2 separate regions of the Homo sapiens genome follow, and region 2 is linked to region 1. A link is a loop called in an ENCODE intact Hi-C map of the cell type or tissue named here. Cell type or tissue: PC-9. All regions are shown on one strand. Links, peaks and the distances in the headings refer to the core of each region. The heading gives the core; the rest is flanking DNA.

Evidence for each region. Hi-C counts contacts between places; a loop is a spot of excess contacts. Peaks named below come from ENCODE experiments on the same cell type or tissue, not always from the same donor. Only the 100,000 strongest peaks of a DNase experiment are listed, where the experiment ranks them.
Region 2: it touches region 1 in a loop (12-fold over the local background); 1 of 110 quality-filtered maps calls a loop at or near these places.

The regions. Positions count from the first base shown.
Region 1 is chr5:261,968-264,883 of GRCh38, reverse strand. It overlaps a transcript of SDHA not described here. Among named protein-coding and RNA genes, the nearest start is that of PDCD6-DT, 8.1 kb to the left of the region's middle. In PC-9, for the core only: no CTCF peak of the experiment used is centred there; a DNase peak (open chromatin) is centred at 1,153; H3K4me3 peaks cover 537 bases; H3K27ac peaks cover 2,437 bases.
Region 2 is chr5:46,094-49,009 of GRCh38, reverse strand. All of the region lies in intron 1 of LOC105374602 (a long non-coding RNA gene), which reads left to right. Among named protein-coding and RNA genes, the nearest start is that of PLEKHG4B, 45 kb to the left of the region's middle. In PC-9, for the core only: no CTCF peak of the experiment used is centred there; a DNase peak (open chromatin) is centred at 1,509; H3K27me3 peaks cover 108 bases.

The DNA.
Region 1 (2,916 bases), core at 117-2,616:
TTAACTCCCACCCCAGATAATTTCAAAGGCTTAATACCAATAAGACAAGTAACAAGGAGATGATTGATTGAAATTTAGGATTTCAGTGGCTCTATTTGTCTTTAAACTATGGCTCACTAAATCTGCATACTTGAAGTGCTGCGTTCTGGCGATGCTCTGATGACACACGAAGTAATAGGCTGTGTGACTGTCACCAGCCTGATGTGCAGTTGGGCTGCAGAACCCTGTGATGCTGCCTAGCCCAGCCAGCCCCAGGTCACTCCTCAGACTCAAACTTGATTCTGACACCACCAGCACCCGGGATGCTGCCTAGGGGCTTTCTCTGGTGGCAGGAGCATGTCCTGGATTAGGCCGGGGTGCCCGGAATTGACCATCCTGACCCTGTGGAGCGTGGGCTGGTGAAGGAATGCACCAGCTCCCACAATGAGCACGGGCCCAGCTGCCCACGTGGGATCCGGCTCCCAGACACCCTGTGCCCTCACCTCTTTCCTGTCTTACCTCCCGCTTCCCTTCAGCTGCTGCTCAGGGCCACCTTCCAAATTTTGGTCTCAGGGTTGGCACCTGCAGAAGACAATCCAAGGAATTTAGATTCATTCATTTCAGATACTATTCTTTCAATTTTAGGGACTATCTTAAAACTTAGTTTGGTAATATGTAAAACACTTATAATTTCAAAGTCCAGATATTACTTCAGAGTCTATTTCAGTCTCACTTCCACCATTGACCCCTGTCCTCCACAGCAACCACTTTAGTTTTTTATCTTTGTACTGTTTTAAGAAAAAGCAAATATATATTTGCATTATATGATATGTACTCTGCCCCTTATCAATAGGTCTTCCTCATCCCTCCTTCTGGTACTGAGTTCCCCACTGTACGAATTAATGTTCCTAATCCCCTACTGATGGACATTTTGATTGTTTCCAGTTTTACAAATGCCACAGTGAAGAACTTGGTTGCAAACATATTTAGGCGTGAAAAGAACTCTGTGAGTAAAGTCCTTTCATTTTTTTGCCAGAGTTTTTTTTGAGGCAGTCTAGAATTGCTGAGTCAAAGGGCAAATGCCACATACTTTTGTTAGATGCTGCCAAATCCTCTTCCATGAGGTTGCAATGTTCTGCATTCCACAGTGACGTATGAGAGTCCTTGTATCCCACAGCTTCATAAACAAAGCATGATGTCAAACCTGCACATTTACCAATCACACAGGTGAGAAATTTTATCCTAGTTTCACCTTTGTTTTTGGTTCGCATTTTTATGACCAGCTTTTTTATGGTGTAATGCACAGAAGATAATGAACACACTCTACCCACAAGCTTCTTCCTGTGCCTTTGGAATCTGCTCCTGCCAGTCTGCAGGGAACCACGGATCTGCTTTCCGTCACGTAGGAGGCATTCTCGACACCCTCTGTACACAGTATGCACTTTTAAAATTTGGCTTCTCTTACACAGCATAGTGACTTTCAGATTTATTCAAGCTGCTGCGTGCACCAATAGTCCGCTCCTTCCTAGTGCTGAGGCCCCCATCACATGAGCACAACTGTTTCCTGTGTGTGATGTGTTGTTCTCTGGCTGTGCACTGCCAAAAAAGACATCATTAAAAAAAAAATCTAAATATAATGTAAAACCTGCCTTGTCTTAGGAAAAGTTTTTCTGGCAGTGGCTCACACCTATAATCCCAATACTCTGGGAGGCTGAGGCAGGAGGACTGCTTGAGCCCAGGAGTTTGAGACCAGCCTGGGCAAGATGGTGAAACCCTGTCTCTGTAAAAAATATAAAAATTAGCCAGGCATGGTGGCTCACACCTGTAGTCTCAGCTCCTTGGGAGGCTGAGGTGGGAGGATTGCTGGAGCCCCGGAGGTGGAGGTTGCAGTGAGCCGAGATCACAGCACTGCACTCCAGCCTGGGCAGCATGGCAAGACTCTGTCTCTACCAAGAAAAAAAACAAAAAATTAATATAAGGAAAAACAAAAGGTTTTTCTTACCAAAAATACACTTTAAGGAACAAATTTATCATATTAAGTTGGTGCAAAAGTAATCGTGGCTTTTACCATTGAAAGTAATGGCAAAAACTGCAATTACTTTTGCACCAACCTAATATTACTTTCTAATGACAAACTTGGAAATAATTGTCATTGTTCTCTAAAAAGAACAGCCTAAAAATAAAGCAGCAGCCCATTTACTTCTATGCCAGTTCTTTTAGTATTTGGTTATTTAAACTGGTGGTCCCTAACCTTGTTGGCACCAGGGACTGGTTTCATGGAAGACACTTTTTCCACGGACAAGTGTGGGGATGGTGGGGATGGTTTGGAGATGAAACGGTTCCATCTCAGATCATCAGCATTAGATTTTCATAAGCGGCGCATAACCTAGATCCTTCGCATGTGCAGTTCACAACAGGGTTCCACTCCTATGAGAATCTAATGCCACCACTGATCTGGCAGGAGGCGGAGCTCGCCCAGTAATGATATGACAGGGGGCGGATCTCACACAGTAATGCTTGGACAGGAGGCGGAGCTCACACGGTAATGCTCTGCCGGGAGGCGGAGCTCACACGGTAATGCTCTGACGGGAGGCGGAGCTCACACGGTAATGCTCTGTCGGGAGGCGGAGCTCACACGGTAATGCTGTGACGGGAGGCGGAGCTCACACGGTAATGCTCTGTCGGGAGGCGGAGCTCACACGGTAATGCTCTGGCGGGAGGCGGAGCTCACACGGTAATGCTCTGACGGGAGGCGGAGCTCACACGGTAATGCTCTGCCGGGAGGCGGAGCTCACACGGTAATGCTGTGACGGGAGGCGGAGCTCACACGGTAATGCTGTGACGGGAGGCGGAGCTCACACGGTAATGCTGTGACGGGAGGCGGAGCTCACACGGTAATGCTGTGACGGGAGGCGGAGCTCACACGGTAATGCTGTG
Region 2 (2,916 bases), core at 122-2,621, 220 kb after region 1:
ATGCCATTATTTTTTAACCTTTTATGGCTGAGTAGAGTTTGATGGTGTGTGTATATATATAATATTTGATTTATCCACTCATTGGTTGATGGGCATTTAGGCTGGTTCCATATTTTTGTAATTGTGAATTTTACAATACTTAAAATATTTTAAGGAATACTTAAAATAGCTGCAGTGCAGGATAGAAAGTGTGCACAAATGATCACCTTTTAAATAGATGCATGAGAGGAAATAACTCTGAAATGCAGTGGTAAGTATGGTTCAGTGGAGCCCTCAGGACCTATCTCAGTGTGTTCCTCTAGCATCTCTTCTAGTTTCCTCGTGCGCTCTGCTTTCTAGCTGCACCTGCCTTAAGCTTAGCACCTGTCCTATTCCCTCCTTCACTCTGTGCCCCAGGTTCCCTTGTGTTTTCATTAGCACCTGTTGTATTCCCTCCTGGACTCTGCTCTCCAGCTGCACCTGTGTTCTCCTTAGCCCCTGTCCTATTCCCTCCTTCACTCTGTCCCTCAGCTGCCCTGTGTTCTCCCTAGCACCTGTCCCAGTTCCCTCCTGCACCCTGCTCTCCAGCCGCACCTGCATGTTTCTTAACACCTGTTCTAGTTCCCGCCTTCATTCTGCTCTCCAGCTGCACCTGCATGTTCCTTAGCACCTGGCCTATTCCCTCCTGCACTCTGCTCTCCAGCTGCACCTGTGTTCTCCTTAACACCTGTCCTATTTCCTCCTTCACTCTGCTCCCCAGCAGCACCTGTGGACCCACAGGTGGCTTTTCAGCTGTGCCTCCTGCCTATGCCCTGAGGAGCCCAGCACCCAAGAGTGAATGGATCAAAGTACTGACTCCATTTTTGGGTCGATCGTCATTCTAGGCTCTTCATACACAACGTACAAGGCAACACATCAAGTAGATATTGTTATTTTTATTTAACTAGAAGGAAATTAAAGTTCATAAAAGTTATACCCCGAGATCTAGTGCATGGAAAAAGGGGTTTGTGTGATTCTTTCCACTGCTGCTCTGTACACTCAGAGCCCTATTCCTCCCTGAAAGAAATTCTGTTCCTAAACACTGCAGTCACTGAGATTCTTCACTTTCTTACTGTCTCTTACTTTTATTTTTTTATTTTGTAGGCAGTGCAGTGGCTCTATCTTGGCTCACTGTAACCTCCATCTCCCAGGTTCAAGCAATTCTTCTGCCGCAGCCTCCCAAGTAGCTGGTACTGCAGCCACACACCACCATGCCCAGCTAATTTTTGTATTTTTGGTAGAGACAGGCTTTCACTGTGTTTCCCAGGCTGCTCTCGAACTCCTGATGTCAAGTGATCCACCTGCCTCGAACTCCCAAAGTGCTGGGATTACAGGCGTGAGCCACCATGCCCAGCCTTCACTTTCTTCTCTGAGTCAGAGATCTCTAGCAAGATAGCCTTTTCACAACTTTTATTGCAATGGAAATATTTCAGACCTTTGTCAGGTTAAACTGTTAAAGGTATGTCTGTTTGTCTGTGATACGCTGAATTTAGGAATGTATGACTCAGTAATGAAAAGTTGATCTGGCATCACCCTAGGCATTTGAGCTCCCAGATGGAGAAGGATCTGTTTTTCCAATCACTGACAAAGCCTGGCATGATCATGGCTTGCAGGAATGCAGCACCCCAAGAGGACCCTAGCAATTGGGAGAATTTTGTTTACATGACAGCCCCAAATGACCTTAAATTCTAAATAAAAGTTTGAAGGGTGATTTGTATAAGGGCCTTGTTTTTTGTTTTTTGTTTTGAGATGGAGTGTCACTCTGTCGCTTAGGCTGGAGTGCATTGGGGTGATCTCGGCTCACTGCAACCTCCACTTCCCAAGTTCAAGTGATTCTCGGGCCTCAGCCTCCCAAGTAGCTGAAATTACAGGTGCTCGCCACTATGCCCAGCTAATTTTTTGTATTTTTAGTAGAGACGGGGTTTCACCATGTTGGCCAGGCTGGTCTCGAACTCCTGGCCTTGTGATTTGCCTGCCTCAACCTCCCAAAGTGCTGGGATTACAGACGTGAGCCACCTGCCCAGCCAGGGCCTTGTTTTTAAAGAAAAAAAATTATATATATATATAAAATATACTGGTGAACATTTTACTCAATATTTAAAAATCTGTAAGACCTTTCAGTACATAAAGCTTATATAACAAAATCTAGCAAAAGTCTATAAAATCTAAACACATTTCTAAAAGAAAGGGTGGTGCCACGAAAGTTTACATGCTGAGGCTTTCAGGGTGGCTGTGCTGTGTTGGATGTGGGCAGTGTTCTCTGTCTCGTCGTTTTGCATATATGACAGTTCTGGCTCACAAGAGCCCTGGGAGCCCATCTGTCAGCCTGCATCTTGTGGCATTTGGCAAGTAAGATCTGTTTAATATAAGGTGTCAGTAAAGCCAAGGTTATGATATCTAAAAATAATCAACACTAATTCCCTAGAAATTTAGTCTCTTTTGACCAAACCACTGGTGCAATGTGGAGTTACTGCATTATATGTAAGAAGAATAACACCCTCACTCCAGCATCTGAACCAGAACTGACACTCGGTGGTGATTCCCCCTTTATTCTAGGAGGTATTAATGTTAGCTATGGCAATGTAAAACCAATGTTTTTGGAGGCAGTAGGGGCAGAGAATGGAAAGTCCTCTACAGCCGTCAACATGGGGAGTGAGACAATGCAGGTGTTGACTCACGGAACTGGACAAGAATCTGCTGCTCCTTCTCTACTTAGAGTCTCTATCATTTGCATAGAAGGCTTAAACGCAGGGAAGGCATGAGGATTCCGTGTAAACTTCAGTAAGCTGCATAAACAGAGGCGGTGATGTTTTATGTCTCTGATCTTTTCCAAGGACATCTGGCCTCCGGGTTGCAGCGCGATGCTTACTAACAGAAGCTGACTCAGTTGTGTTTTCT